Linked DNA regions of Homo sapiens: region 2 is linked to region 1. The links are chromatin loops, found by intact Hi-C in ENCODE. Cell type or tissue: endothelial cell of umbilical vein. All regions are shown on one strand. Each heading gives the region's core, and the rest is flanking DNA. Links, peaks and the distances in the headings are about the cores only.

Region 1 (8,327 bases), core at 80-8,079:
CTGTCCTATAGGTGACCAAAATGAGCCAACTGAGAAATGGTCGGGAGAGTCGTTTTGGCCAGCTTAGTAATTACATAGTAACAAAAGAGGATTCAATCAATTGCTTAGCAATTAGCCATTATAAGAAGATGGGAAAGAAATCAATTGGCTGTTTGGTTGAGCAGGAAGCATTTTAAATGTCACCACAGTGAGAAAAATATTTGAAGATTTGTCTTCATAATGGTTAACTAATTGCAATCTTCACATTTTACTGCCTTGGAAAAATAACTCAATTCAAGAGACAGAGTATTAGCACTTGGGGCTATTTCTCCATTGTCTTAGTTAGCATCAAAGGGTGGCATGTAAATTGATCAGTCTCTATAATTTAGGAAGACCCATCCTAATGAACAGCATTTGTGAGGGCAGAGTCAATGTGTTATTCATCATTTTGCCATCATATGTACCTAGAACAGTATGGGGGCATAGGGCAGGCGCTCAAGACATGGTGGCAACTGAAAATAAAGGACAATTGGAAAAAATACTAGGGTCTGTCCCCAGTGCTGCATTCCCTTTAAGTGAAACTCCAGTGCTATAAATGCAATTTGACTTTGGTAGAACTATGGTGAAGGACAGTAGCTATAGATTTGTTTACCCAGCAGGCTTTCCAACCCCTTCTTACATCAACCCTCCCACTTGCCCCATGACAATCAGCTGTACCACAATCATGGTGCCATGACATTCCCCCACTTCCACTCATAATGAGATGTACTTCTAGCCAAGCGGAACCCATTTATTTGGCCTCAGAGATGGCTACAGCAATGGGCATTTGCCCAATGTTATACCAAACAGTATTCTCCTTGGGGTATTCTTGTTAGATGTGTGTATTAGTCTGTTCTCACGCTGCTAATAAAGACATACCCAAGACTTAGTACTTTATAAAGGAAAGAGGTTTAATTGACTCACAGTTCCACATGGTGGGGGAGGCCTCACAATCATGCCGGAAGGTGAATGAGGAGCAAAGTCACGTCTTACATGGGGGCAGGCAAGAGAGCTTGTGCAGGGGAACTCCCACTTATAAAACCATCAGATCTCATGAGACTTACTCACTATCATGAGAACAGTATGAGAAAAGCCGCCCCCATGATTCAATTACCTCCCATTGGGTCCCTCCCGTGACGTGTGGGGATTATGGGAACTACAATTCAAGGTTAGAATTAGGTGGGGACACAGCCAAACCACACCAGGCTCAGAGGGAAGATTCCTCTTGCCTTTAATATTCACAGTGCTAGAAGGATGCAGCTTGTGACCAGCTTCTTTGACCAAGTGTCTGTGGCAGGAGAAGATCAGGCTACCACGCAAAGGGAGAGTACAAAGTGCAACTGTGTGAGGCCTGGATCCAGCTGTCCTAAAGCCAGATGCACCTTTGGATTTCCTGACTATGGGAGTCAATGAATACCCTTTAGCCTTAGCCATGTGAACGTGTATCTGTCACATACAACCTCTGTGTTCTGACTAACACAGTACCACTTTCCAGCAACTGTAGTTATTTTTGCTCCACTTTGTTAATATTGGGGGCAATCAGAAAAAGAAAGAACCAGAGGTTGAGAATAGCATGAGGAGGTAATCCACAGAGGATTTACAACTTTGAAATAAATCTGCAGCAAGTCCCAGGGAGACTGGGGGCAAAGTAATCCTGATCTAAAGGAGCAGTTGTGCATGAGGGGCTGGAGGCCTGAGCTTGCAGCTGAGGGTCTGGGATGATGGAAAAACACAGACGGCGGAAATCTACAGAGTTCTAGGCAGAAAGGGGCCCTAAATTAGGATGAGAGCACACACCGAACAAAGTGACCGCTTTTGCCTTATCTATCACAAAGCAAAAAATCAATGTACTTTGTTGAAACAGGGCATCGAGTTCCTTTCTAAAGATTCTGTTAAACATAGCTAATAAATACAGAAAATGCACCATGCCCATATTACTAATGCAGGATGAGTAGATGTCAGTGAACTTCCATGACTGAGATCCCAGTGTCACAGCTAAAGTTAAAAACAGAGGCTTCCTGAAGGGTCTCACTCCAAGCGTGCCTCTTCCCAGCCCAATATCTTTGTCAGTGATGTGAAAACTCACCCCGACTACAGGAGAAAGAAAAGAAGGCAAGGCGACAAGCAGCTGAAGAAGGTACAGTAAACCGTAATAATTGCTTATAAAATTTTATGGTTGGTCATTAATCCTAACCACCTCAATTTCTAAAAAGAAAGATTCATAGTCTTTTTAAATACACAAAATTTGAGTTTATAGGAAACTTAATAATATTCATGCTGATACAATAAGAAATTCCAGGAGGCTTAAATTTCCTGCAGACTTTGGAGGGGAGGCAGCCTGTTACAGTAGAAAAAGGACAGGTTTGGGAGCCAGGACCATGGCCAACGCCTGGCATGGGGCTTTAAGCAAATCCCTGAATGTCTCTGAGCTTCAGTTTCCCCCCTCTGGGAGATGGGCAGCGAGGCTGGCTTCTTTACAAAACCACCAAGAGGACTCAAAAAGAATGCATGACAGTTCAGAGAGGCGCAGAGCCTGGTTTGCAGGCAACCACACTCAATAAAACAGAGCTAAAATCCTCACTTCCCCCGACAAATCTTTTCAAATTATATCCAGAATACGGCCATAACCACGCCTCTCCCCTTCCACCACCATTGCTCTGGGCCAAGCCCCCATTGCTTCTAGAGCCTGAGTGATTGCAGCTGTTCCTACCCTTGCCCCATCCACACTCTATTCTATTCTCCATCCGTCAGCCAGAGCCATTCAATAAAGACATAAGCCAGATCACATCTGTCTTCACCAAAGCCCACCAGTGGCTTTCCCACTCAATTAGAATAAAGGCCAAAGTCCTCATGGTGGGCTCCAAGACCTTCTGTGATCTGGTCACAGCTTTTCTCCTATCTAACATTCCCTTGCTCCCTCTGCTTCAGCCATACCAGCCTTCCTACAGTTTCTAGAATATTCTGGACACACTACTGCCCCCAGCTTTTGCACTCATAGTTCCTTTTATCGAGGATGCTCAGCCCCCAGATAGATGCATCCCTGCACTCATCCCAGTTCATCAGTTCTCACTGAGGGCCTCCCTGTTGAAAACTGCAACCTACTCTCATCTCTAGCCATTGACCTCCATAGCCCCTATCAGGACCTATCATAGCAACTGACACACCATGTATTTTATTAACTTTTGATTTGTCAGGTTCCCTTACTAGCAGGTGGACTGTAGGACAGGGCTTGGTCTGTTCTGTTCACTGCTGTGTCCACGGAATTTACAGCAGTCCTCATCATGTAGCTGGAGCTCAATGCATTTTTGCTGAATGGAGAAATTAGTCATTTCTCTCTCTGAGTCACTCCAGAGCTGCGGGTTGCAAACAGCTTCTCCCATCAAAAAACACCCCTGCCTGGGATTTCCCCTGCCAATCTACATCCTAAAGTCCCTGAGGCTTCAGGCCAGGCTGTATCCAAGCAGTAGAAAAAGGCAGTAGAATCAGAAACCCTGGTTCTGAATAGTCACCTTTGCCTCAAGTCATGGTTTTATCACTGATGACGGGAAAAATGAAACCTAAATCAGCTGGCATTTGAGAGGATTCAAAGAGCAACATAAAAATGTCAAGCTCATGAAGGTGCTCTAATAATGCAAATATCCTTCTTCCTTTGAGTGACTGTTGTAAGGATTAAATTAAATTTTGTTTGGGGCCAGGCGTGGTGGCTTACGCCTGTAATTCCAGACTCTGGGAAGCCGAGGTGGGTGGATCACCTGAGGCCAGGAGTTCAAGACCAGCCAGGCCAACATGGTGAAACCCCATTTCTACTAAAAACATAAAAATTAGTTGTGTGTGGTGGCAGGCAACTGTAGTCCCAGCTACTCAGGAGGCTGAGGTGGGAGGATCACTTGAACTCGGGAGGTGCAGGTTGCAGTGAGCTGAGATCACACCACTGCACTCCAGCCTGGGTGACAGAGCGAGACTCCGTCTCAAAAAAAAAATTACAGTAATAAAAAATAAATTTTATTCATAAAATAGGTTACAATTTTCATTAAAATATCTCCGTCTCCCATCTGCCCTTCACCACCTTCACAGGGGATCCCAGCTGCCTGCTTCAATGGGGGCACCACTTCTTCAGCTCCTTCTCCCCATCAGAACTCTTCCTCCACATGAGAAAGAGTTGGCTTGTCTCACAAGAGCTTGACTTGTCTCATTCTTTCAAGTCAAGCTTTTGATTTTCCTAAGTTACAATGAGCTCATCCGATGCAAGAATTCAACATTAGCCCTGAGAAATTTAACTTTTTGTAACTCCTTAACCCAGTGGTTCTCAACCCTGACGACATACTACAGTCTTGGGCAGAGAAGGGGTAGATTAAACACAACGTACGACAAATACAAACATAAAGCAAATAACAAAAAGAAAGAAAAACAAAACAATAACAACAAAAATACTATGACAACGAAAAGCAACACAAGAGAACCTCAAGCATCAGAGGCTACTGATAAGGCTGTCTCGAAAAGTCGAATGACTAAGATGCCATTAGGCCGGGCGCTGTGGCTCAGGCCTGTAATCCCAGCACTTTGGGAGGCCGAGGCGGGTGGATCAAAAGGTCAAGAGATTGAGACCCTCCTGGCCAATATGGTGAAACCCCATCTCTACTAAAAGTACAAAAATTAGCTTGGCATGGTGGTATGTGCCCGTAGTCCCAGCTACTCAGGAGGCTGAGTCGGGAGAATTGCTTGAACCCAGGAGGCGGAGGTTGGCTGCAGTGATCCGAGATCACGCCACTGCACTCCAGCCTGGTGACATAGTGAGATTCTGTCTCAAATAAAATAAAATAAAATAAAATAAAATAAAATAAAATAAAATAAAATAAAATAAAATAAAATAAAATAAAAAGATGCCTTTAAAAATAATACAATTTTAAAAGAGCTAATTTAATGACTAAATGACTAAATGCTGTTTATCAGGAAAATATCTCCTCTAAGGTATAATTTCTTTTCTTCCATTAGACAATACAGAAACAAAAAGGGGATGATAATTGGTTTTCGGACATACTCCATGGATAAGACATAGAGGTTCTCAGGGAGTATGTGAACAGGAGATGGGCAGGCAATCAGTAAAAAATGTTTCAAATGCATAAATCTATCCATCAGTGGCAGGAGAATGTGGAATGAGCTGTTGTAAGTTGTCACCACTTATGATTCTGTTCCTGGTAATTAATTCAAACAACAGTGCCTGTTTATTCCATAGATCACTCCTGTTCTCGTTATGATAACCTGCAGAACATTTCCAGAAATGAATTGGACCAACAGGTAAGTAGGAGAAACAGATTAGACGTTTTCAGAGGCATGGGTGGGAGTGTACTGCACTGGGGAAAATTCCTTAGATGAAGTGATACTGTTCAAGTATGAAAAATCATGACTTACCGTGGTGAGAAATTACCTGCACAATTTAAAATTCTCAGAGAAAATATAGCGTTTAGCATCAAATGTGACAAACTGATTTTGAAGTCTTTCACTTTAATTTGTCTCAATTTTTTTTAAAGATCTGTTTGTGTACATGGTTGACAATTTTTACAGCAACACAGAAACTTACTGAGAAATTATTAGTTGCCAGAAATTACAAGGTGCAGTAGGTCAGGTGCTTTATCCTCATAGCAAAAATCTTTGGAGTTATTATTCTTATTTCTTTTTCACATCAGAAGTTTTGCTCAAAGCCCCATAGCGTATACTTCAAAAAGAAAAATAAAAGATGGGGTATGAATGTAGACCAGCAAAGAGCACAGACTTGGAAGCCAGGCTGCTTGGATACAAATCTCAGTGCTGCCACGACCAGCTGTAGGACCCTTAGGATTCTGTGCCTCAGTTTCTTTATATATAAAATAGGGATAGTAGTAGTATCGGCCTTACCAGGTTGGTGGGAAGATCATAAATATATAGATAGGTATATCAGAAAGATAGAGGAAAGTGTATATATACCCACACACCACACATGTACACTTATAAGTGTGTATTTAAAAAATCAAAGAGAAATAGAAAAAAAATAAGCTGCTACTACACACACACACGCACACACACACACACACACACACACGGCTTAGACATCACAAACACTAAATGAGCTAATGTATATATAGTCTGGAGCAGGGACTGCTACGAAAGCATCAGGTATTATTACCGTCCTCATCAACACCCACCCTGGACTCACATCTTTGCTTTTTTGAGATGGAGTCTCGCTCTGTTGCTCAGGCTGGAGTGCAATGGCATGATCTCAGCTCACTGCAACGTCTGCCTCCTGGGTTCAGACGATTCTCCTGCCTTAGCCTCCTGAGTAGCTGGGACTACAGGCGTGCACCACCATGCCCAGGTAATTTTTGTATTTTTAGTAGAGGAGAGGTTTCACCATGTTGGCCAGGCTGGTCTTGAAATCCTGACCTCAGTTGATCCACCCACCTCAGCCTCCCAAAGTGCTGGGATTACAGGTGTGAGCCACCGCACCCTGCCCCTGGCCTCACATCTACGTCAAGCCTTGGTATCTGTGAAATATCTCTTCTCTGGTAGTCCTGAGGTTCTGCTTCCCTCTCATAGAGTCCCTCTGTTGGTTGAGGAATGATACGGGGAGGACAATCCCATTGAAAGCAAAGAGTCGACAGAGTTTTACTTTTTAGAGTTAATGTAAGAGGCTGATTATTGGTTTCAAAAGGTGAAAAATAAAAGCACCGTAGAGAAATCTTGGCCCTCATGAGCCTCTAGATGGGGAAATTTACTACAAAATATATTCAAGCCAGATTTGGAAACAGCTATTCATTGTTCTGACTTTTTTTTTTTTTACTAGTTGTGTGTGTGTGTATGTGTGTGTGTGTGTGTGTGTGTGTGTGTGTGTGTGTTTAACCTCTAGAGGCTATGAGATGGCTGACCAATGGCAACATCTCTTGAGCCTCAGTCTGCCCCCTCTACAATCAGTGCTATGGCTTAGATGTTAATGTTCAAGTTGAGAAACGGGGGTGCCTTAGAGACTTCTTGCTCTGGAATTTTGGGATTGGGGTGGTGATGAAAAGGTTCTTTCTCCCTTACTTCTAGTCAAAACCAATTCACCTAATGTCTGCTTCACTCAGTGAATTTTTAAATTAGATTTTATTTGAAGGACACATTTTGAACATCAAAAAACTTTTGCCAAACACTGCCTTGGATCCCTTCCAGCTCTGACGTGCTGATGTCTGAGACTAGACTACCACTCGCTTTTCCAAGACTTCCATATAAAGCACTCACCTGAGTAGCAATGGCAGGTGCCGTCCCATCAGGGAGGGACACTGGATCCAGAGCGAAATGGAAGCCAAACTAAACACACCCTGACTTTGGAAAGAAACACAAGAACTTTCCCATATTAAGATTCTGAATGATGCTTTCTAAAAATGTGTGAAGAAAAATTGAGTTTAATTCCACCAGTTGAGGCTATGGTGATATTATGGGATTTTTCTAAAGGACTTGGTGCGTACCCAATTCCCATGTGTAGCATATAACTCACAGATTTAATTATAGATCTTCCTCACTCACTAGTTCCCTAGGAAACAAATCCATGGCTTCACGTCGTGTGCGTGGAAGGTCATAGCAAGAAGATAAATATTTTCTGCATTTTGAAACTTTATCTAGAGGTCACAGGTCTGCAAGTCAACAGACAAGAGCTCTTCAGACAATAGCCAAAAGCTATTATGTTTGACTAATATCAACGATACTTAAAACCTTTTGTGTTTATCTCAAATAAAGCACTTCCCACTCAAACGACTAAAAATTTTTGCTATATCCCTTTTCCTTTTATCAGGTTGAAATACAAATAAGACGAATAGTTCCCTTAAATGTTTCTTCCGACTCTTAAGATAAAGTCTGTTTATAATAATAAAAAGAAGGAACCTTATCTGAAAAATCCAAACTAATTTTAATCAGGTGGACAATGCAGGTCACAGTTTTTTTTTAATTTTTATTTTTTATTCTTTTTTACTGTGAATCAAACAGAAAACTGCCACAATTGGTGAGTTACACTGAACATCTAATACAAGAGGAAAAACTAAAAGCAGAAAATTCAGAAAAGGAAAAATGCAAATGCCTTTAAGTATGTGATAAAAAGAATCACAAAGTAAAGAGACATTTTTCCTCATGACGTGGGAAATCAGTCTCATTTTACTTTATAATTTTGTGTATTTAATACTGTCTGAATTTGGTTTTCGCTCATTCCCATTAGTGTTACTAACTTTTTTAGTCCTAAGTGAAGATTAAATGAGAAAATACAAGTAAAGTACTTGGTAAACCCCAAAGAACTATACAAATGTTAG
Region 2 (8,327 bases), core at 17-8,016, 73 kb after region 1:
TCATTCATTCTTTCATTCATTTCTTCAAAACGTATCAACCAAGCCCTTTCTCTCTGCCAGGTATAATTCTAGGCATCTCGGATGGTGCAGTGCCTAAAAGAAGCAAGTGCCCTCATGAAGCTTCAATTGTAGAGAGAGGGGGCAAACCACAGAAAGGGAAAGAGAACACATATGGCTCAAGAGAAAAAAGATCAGCAGGGAGGAGGGCTGGAAGTGCTCAGGGGGAGAGGGTGCTGATGTTTTAGACAGGGAGGCAAGAAGCGGTCCACCGAGGAGATGGCAGTGGAAGATGGAGGAAGAATGGGCCAAGGGGGCAGGAGGAGGAGGCACTGCCAGCAGCAGAAGCCTACCGGGCATGGCGGAGCTTCAGTGTGGCAGCTGCTGGCGTGGGCAAGGTGAGCGCTGTGAGGTGAAGGAGACAGTCTGGACCTGGTGAAGGGAAGTCAGACCCTGGAGAGGCACGTAGGCCATGGAGAGGGCCCTGGCTTTTACTCCGCATGAGGAGTGAGCCCTGGAAGGGTTTTGAGCTGAGGAGTCCAGTTGCAATAAAACAGATCATAGCTGCTTTGTGGAGAATAGACTCAAAGGGATAAAAGTAAATAAATTAGTTGGATTTCCTCCTTCTCCCAGGTCTGTCGTAAGATAACAAGCTACATTCACTGTAGCTCAGCGCTCATCGTCCTACGATGATTTGCCCGTCCTCTAGGTTATCAGAACGAAATGAGAAGCTGCATGTGAAAGTGGTCTGCACTCCCTGAAGAACCTACATTGTCCTGCAGTGAACACTCAGGCTCCTCCCACAATGCAAATCTGAGCATTTGATTTGTGGAAAGGGAGAGTTGGAGTCAATTTCTCTGGCTGGAGCCCCTCTCGCCTGCAGTATTTTAAAAGTATTATTGAGGTATAATTTACGTACCATGAAATTCACCCGTTTTAAGTGTGTAACACAGTGATTGTTAGGAAATTTACAGAGTTGTGCAATCCTCACCACATATAATTTTAGAACATCTCCATCACCCTTAAATGAAACCTCATGCCCATTAGCAGTCATTCCCACTTTACCACAGCCACTGGCTGTATATGTTTGTCTTTTCTGGACATTTCATGAACAGAAACCATGCGATATGTCCCCACAATATTTCCATGAACTTCACCCTCTTTCATTGCTGATGTGAAGACTAAACAGAAGGGGCTGCAGCGCCATCCACTGACTGGTCAGGAGTGTGTCAAGGTCAGCCCCCTGGCTTCCAGGTGGGACCATGCTCAGGGGACATCCCTGCCCGTATCCCTGCTGCCCAGGAAGGCTGAGGCCTCCAGCTACCTGCAGTCAGCAACTCCTCCATCAGCCTCCTTCCCCGCCCCATCCCCCTGACCTCCCTCCCCGTGAGGTATGGATGCTGATAACACCTCCCCGGTTGCGTGGTCTATTTCCCGGGAGCCAACCTCTGACACCTGCCAAAGCATGGTGCTCAATGTCAAGACCAAATGGGGAAGGTGTCCCAAAAGCGAAGAAGTGCTCACTTTTGTTATGTCTGCCAGACTGGCATTCTACAGCTGGGACCGCACTCCAAGTTTTGTCTGTCCCTGCCCCTTTCCGTCACACCCAGCCAAGGGCATAAAAGCCTTCCCTAACAGCCAACTGAAGGAAGTGGTGAGATTTGAGAGGAATGATCCTACTTCCTGCACACCTGAACACAAGGCCAGACGCAGCTTGACCCGGGCTGGCCACCTGTTGGAGGATCTCCTAAATACGCTGACATTCAAACAGACAAACAGTGTCCAGATAATTTGTCCTCATTCCCTCTTTCTGCCCTCCTGGACCCTGGCTTTGCATAATAGAAAAAGTGATAGGGAGAAATAGTGAAAACCTCATAAACAAACCACAAACCTCTATCATCTTTGTTCCCTCTCCTACTTTCATAACTTCTGGGCAAACTTGTTTGCTAAGAGGAGATATTTTTAGCAAGGCAAAGCATTGCAGAAGCTGAAATACGTCTTCCAGGCAGGCAGGGAATTAAGGGAGAACAGTGAAAGGTGAGACTCATGCAGTCAGCCCAGCCCAATTATGGACAGTCTTGTAAGTCAAGGTAAGAAGACTGGATTTGCTTCCAAGGCAATAGCGAGCCTTTGCAGGCTTCACGCAAAGATGTGATGCTTCGGGTTTGAGTTCAAGGACCTGAGGGTTATTCCTTTGGAGAGTTTGAAGCTTATATTCTAGACTCAAGATGACATAACCTGGTTCCTTCTAACCTTTATAACCCTAAGATTTGCCTGGGATCCTAGTCCTGGATTCACCAAGTCTGCCATAGAAAATACTGCCATTTATTGAGTATTTATTACATGCCAGGCACAGTGCTAAACACATTGTATGATTATCTCACTTAATCCATTCAACGACTTGCTGGCAGAACCACCATGGCTGTTTTCCTGAAGTTAAAAGATGTAAAAGACTCATCCCAAGTCATTCAGCTCTTTGGCCTCTGTAACTCCAGAACCATCTGCTCTAAAAACACTTTGCTATAAACCTCCCCAGGGTTGCTGCTGGAGACTACCTTTTCAAGGAGGTCTGTGCTTGGCTGGAGAGGTCCTTTGATCCATTTATTCAGGTATAACTAGATAATCACAGCTTTAACATTTTCCCAGAGAGAACAAATCTCCAGCCCCTGGCTAAAAGGAGCTACCTATACTGCAGGGGGACAGCTTAATTGTCTGCAAATTTTTGCAAATGAATGGAACTGCAGAAGCCAATCTCCAATTTATTCCGTTCTTGCAGCTGATCTCATTGTGCTACAAAGTTGCTAGGAGGACAGTTCTGTGCTACTCAATTCACATTTTGTATGCAATCAAACACATGGTTCAGCCAGCTTTGAAGTACCTGGGGCTACATTTAAAGTTTGCTTCATTGCCTCCTGGGGCTGAAGTTTGCCTACTTAAGGAAGAAAAACCCAACAAATATCCAACTTTCTGCAGCAAATTTAAAAGGTTGGAGAGGCAAGATACAAGCTCCCTAAATTTCCATGTATCTATTTTCCCAATATTCTAGAGGCCACATATCAGCAAAACTAAGTCACCCACTGCAGATTTACTGTATAGAATTATGCTGATAATAAAATGTGGTGATATAGAAATTATCTGTTGTTAGTTCTTCATATCATCTCATGGCAGGGGGTGTGAGGGAAGTCATTTTAAAGGGTCAGAGAAGATGATGGTTGGTGGATTCATAGGATGGCATCAAGCCAATAAGCTGTTGTAAATTACACCACTCAGTGCTTATCAAGCACCCCCATACGGGAGAAATGGGTGCAAGTCATTGTTAGAAATGGGTGCAAGTCACTGTTGCCTTGAGTCTTCATGCATGCATCCTTTTCAGTAGGGACCGCCAGCAACATCAGAAACAACATCTCCAGTAATGAAAGTCACACATCAGAGGCGTTGGGGACGGCCAATCTCAAAATTAAAATAAAAAATGCATCGAAGGTCCAATAACTAATCATCTGAATCACCATCTAAGAATCATTACATTACATTCCTAACGTAATGAATATCTCAGTCATTTCTATTAGTAGATATGCTTCGGGTAGAAAATAAACTGCTTTGCCCAAATAAGGGAGTGGAGAACAGAAGTAACAGTTTTCATCAGGGGAGTCTGAAATTGGAGAGTTAACTCCAGATGTTCTCTCTTCAGCAGCCAGCGAGATCTTTTACAAACATTCTTCTCCCCGTCATTAAGCCTACAGGGTATATAGGCTTCCCCTTGCCAAAGGATGAAGCCTCTGGGTTTCCTAAGGCCAGGAAGATCCAGCAGGCTTGGATCCCGATGACCACTCTGACCTCAAGTGCTATCACTGTCCTCCTGGCTCTGCTTCTCAGCTGCACGCACCCTCCAATTGCAGGTGCTTGTCTGAGGGCTTCTCACCTTGTGACTTCCCTTCCCGTCCCTCCCCTCTTGTGCCTGGTTAACCCCCCACCCATCCTTCTACTCTCCACTCAAGCACCACTTCTAGGCTTCCTCGGTCTCTTTTGCTATGAGGATTGGCTGCACTTTGCCTTTTTCCCCTAGAGCCCTGTCTCAGCTTCTGATCACACGTTCATTCAGTGCCACTGTGTCGTCAGTGCCAGTCTTTCATGCAAGGCTCCCAGCTCCGTAAGGGCAGACTCTACATTTTCCTGGTCTGCTGCTACGCCCCCTGGTGCCTAGCACAAGACAGGCATAGAGCAGGTGTCTAAAAAGCACTTAAAATATTACTAAATAAAGCAATTATGAAATAAATATAGAGTTATTGTAAGAATTTGAGTAATCCAGGTAACGGAGTTAGCACAGTAGCTGGTGCAGAGTATTTGCTCCACGATTGTGTCTAATAAGTAAATGAGTAAGATGTTGGTGATTTCGCTTTGATTTTGTCTTTAATAGAGAAATCTTCTCTCTAATAAGAGTAAAGCTGCCACTCTCAGTTGGATTCTTTTATCCTGGGGTGCTCAATGCTTTGTGAAGTAACCAAATCTATAGAAAATTTTTAGAAAATTCTCCCTTTTGTTAAACCAGAATCTACCGCAGGTGTCTTGGTTTTGTTTTCTGGAGTTGCATGGAAGTCCTCCCTTTTTCCTTCGATAGCATCAGCTGCCTGAGGTCAATCTGGTGTTGGCTCACGCTCCCTGCTTTTGCGTTCCTTGTAACTTCTGCCATCCAAACACCACCAGTTCCTAGAATCATGTGTACCAGACATGAGTTCCACATGTTTTCCTCCTTTATAAGTGCTGTAATTTATAAGCCGGTCTTAAAGTTCCTCCTCAAATATCCTGAAATTATCCTAATAGCCAAATATACTGACTATAAAGTTGAGAAATATTTTTAAAAAATAAACTGCACGGTGCTCACGAAGGTCTGGTAAATAGATACCTCGATGCTAAAGAAAAAGGTACAGATATTTTACTGAAAAACAATGTAACTATGTTTGATAGCCTTTAAAGTGTTCATGCTTTTTGACTAAGTAATTTAACTACTAGGAACACAGTGCAGAGAAATAATCAAAATACACACACATAATACACTCAGGTATTTACTATAATATTATGGGGAAACTAACAAAAAGGAAGTAACCACATTACCCATCAAGAGAAAGAGATAAAGGGTTAATTACACCTCCTTTTTGGCTATTTCTTCTAACTCCTAACCCACAAACACCTAAAAACACATTAAGCCCTCCAAATAGAAAAATACCACCTGTGTATACACATACCGCACAGAAACACAAATTTCTAATCACCAAGAACTTCCTCTCTCTTTTTCTCTCTGTCTTTCTGTGTCTCTGTCTCTGTCTCCCTCTCAAAGCCTGTTTGCTTGCTTTAGGATAGATGGAGCCTGGATCTCTGAATGTCTTCACACAGTGCAGTTCCCTGCCAACGGGATTGGTTTCTTGTTAACTGCTGGTTTGCTAGAGTAATTAGCCTGCCCTAACTGATACATAGACCAAATACACAATGGTTGCATGTGTGAATAAATGAAAGAAAAATTAATTAATGCAGACACAAAGGTATAGAAATCAAGAAGGAAACCCAGCGGGAGATAAAATGAATAAGTAAAGCAAAGCAGAGAGTTCTAAAATTACTGTTTCCAAAAATGGAACAAAGCCCTAGAACTCTGGAAACTTTTTTCTCCAAAGTTTTACTAAAATTATGTGGGTATAAGAAAATTTGTGCACATATTGATATTTAAGGAATAAGAGTTTTTCACTTCCTTGATATAGTGGCTTAGATCTAAATATGTATTTAACATGCATGAGATCCAGGAAAACAAGACTGAATGCTTCATCAGGGAGAAGTTCATATAGTTTATTTTTATTTCTCTTTCTCTTTAGGTTTTTGATATTCCATAAAATGATGAAACTATGAAATAGAGAGGAGTTGGTTTTATGAATTCTTGTTGAAGCCAAGTTATGACGATCTATTGATATGATCCAGGTTTTTATGATGGCTACAGCAAGTGCTTCACTGCTTCTCATCTCAACTCCATTCTCCAATCCAATGCCTGAGTGCTCTGACCAAACATAAATGTAATTATGACACTCCCTTATGTTAAGCCCTTCATATGCTCTAGTGGAGACTCTGATTGTCCTAGCATACCATGATCTGCTCTCCTGAAGAGTCAGCAACTCTCTCCCATGTGATGTATGCTGCAACCTCATGATCGACTTGCAAATCCTCAGACACATCATGCTTTCACTCAGGATCCTTCTTTGCTTCCTCCATTTGGCAAACAAATCAATATTATTTATGCTTTAGTCTAAATGTCACCTCTCCCAGGAAGTCTTCCCTGACTCTCTACTTTAAGTGTAATCACTTATTTTCTCTCTAGATTCTCACTGCACATGGGACATTCTTCTATCATGGCACTATCCAATGATATTATATCAATAGAAATTAGGGATTTTTTTTACTCTACTCCTCCCAAGACCATAAGCACATTGAAGGCAAATTTTATTCCTTGCCATTTCTATTTTTTTCTTTTTTTTTTGAGACGGAGTCCCGCTCTGTCGCCCAGGCTGGAGTGCAGTGGCGTCATCTCGGCTCACTGCAAGCTCCGCCTCCCGGGTTCACGCCATTCTCCTGCCTCAGCCTCCCGAGTAGCTGGGACTACAGGCACCCGACACCACGCCCGGCTAATTTTTTTTTTTTTTTTTTTTGCAACAACCTAATACATACATTTAGGGATTAATTTATCCAGCCAACAGATATTTATTGACCATTTTCCACGGACCAGGCATTGTGGTGGTTGCTGAGTAACAAGAAAACAGGAAAAGTCCAAGTCTAACCCAAGGTCCCAGGGTTTTGGGGGTATGCTCCAGGGTCCCAAGGTTTTGGGGTATGCACTGTGAAGAAGTAGCCCCTTGTAACTGTCACACCTTGGTTTTTTTTGTTTCAAAAATTTCAGAAAGAAGCCCGACCCTGGCAAAACAAAAGCTGGTTGGATCCAGAGATGTCTGAGTTGGAAATGTACTTCGGTTATCTATCTGTATTACCATACTACTAACCAGGCCCAGGGAGGAGCTTATTCACCACTGCCTATACATGAGTGAGTAATGTATAGACAGTAAGTATGTACAAGTATGTAGCAGCATGATCGGTGACTGAGCATGTGCTGCCTTCACTACACCTCTACATACAGTGACTCAGCTCGCCAGCCCAGTAAAAGCCCTGTTTTCATTTGTGTTCTGGGAGGCACCCCTTCGGGAACTTTCCCCAGTGCTCTTCCGCATTGCAAGGCATAAAATCCCTTGTTAAATCCTCCTTGGTTGTGGTCACTGGATTGTCACCTACCAAGTGACCAAAACCAGCTGTTGTGTGGTTAACACAAGCTACCCTGTAGCTTTTCATTTTGAAAGACAGACATGCCAATTAAACATCGTAAGTGACTCTTGAGTATTTTAAAGAAGCAGCAGTTGATGGAGTGATCAGAACGTGAGATCTGCAAGTTTCTGTACAGTTGGGCCATCCTGAAAACACATTTACTTAAACAGACTTTGTTTTCTGCTACTAGTGAGACTTAATCCAGCTCTATATTTGAAAAGTTGAACCTAAAAATGAAACAGCAACAGAAAATAACCCCACATATTCTACCATTTGCTCTAAAATGTCAACTTCCCCACGTTTGAACCGCTAGTTAAAAAATAAAACAAAAACATACGCTTTGGATGAAAATTTGCCAAACCACACTTCCAAGATGCAATTGCCTCTGAAATATTTCACGAATCTAGCAGGAGCAATAACAACACAAATCAAGACTTGCTAGTTTTACTGGAGGTGAAAAATGTTTTAAACATGTTTAGATTCTTTAGTCGGAAGCCCGTTCAACCACATGTGATGGTGATGAGAATATAATGGATACAGTTTCCCTCTATCTGCTCTGGCACTGATAAAATATTCATGTTCAATAGCTACTTGTGACCAGCTGGAGGCATCTTGCAGCGCTCTACAGGTGGGGCTTGTTTTTCTAATACACATATGTACTCCTGCCTCCACAGCTGTGTTAATTTGCGCATGTATTCCAGATGTGAGCACACGTGATCCAGGTATCATGCTTTCCTCATCTGCCTGAGCTCATAAATGTCTGGCTGGCCCCTGTTAGAAAACCCGCACTTGGAAAAAGAATTATTTTCAATTCAGTGGGTATTTATTAGGGGTTTGACACATACCTTCCCTGTGGCACTGTCACCATAAATGATACATGACTATCCACAGGCACCTAAAACTCAACATATCCTAAACTTAACTGAAAATCCGGCCCTTCCCACTTACTCCTTCCAAAGCCATGGGGTTTCCTGCATCCCTTT

The links. Peaks named below come from ENCODE experiments on the same cell type or tissue, not always from the same donor. Only the 100,000 strongest peaks of a DNase experiment are listed, where the experiment ranks them.
Region 2: a loop joins it to region 1, with 2.4 times the contacts of the local background. A loop is called at or near these places in 4 of 110 quality-filtered maps.

Annotation. Positions count from the first base shown.
Region 1 is chr16:83,182,650-83,190,976 of GRCh38, reverse strand. All of the region lies in intron 4 of CDH13 (cadherin 13), which reads right to left. Among named protein-coding and RNA genes, the nearest start is that of CDH13-AS1, 210 kb to the left of the region's middle. In endothelial cell of umbilical vein, for the core only: no CTCF peak of the experiment used is centred there; a DNase peak (open chromatin) is centred at 3,376.
Region 2 is chr16:83,109,356-83,117,682 of GRCh38, reverse strand. All of the region lies in intron 3 of CDH13 (cadherin 13), which reads right to left. Among named protein-coding and RNA genes, the nearest start is that of CDH13-AS1, 290 kb to the left of the region's middle. RefSeq lists an enhancer at 2,433-3,035. In endothelial cell of umbilical vein, for the core only: a CTCF peak has its summit at 4,183 (motif pointing left); no DNase peak of the experiment used is centred there.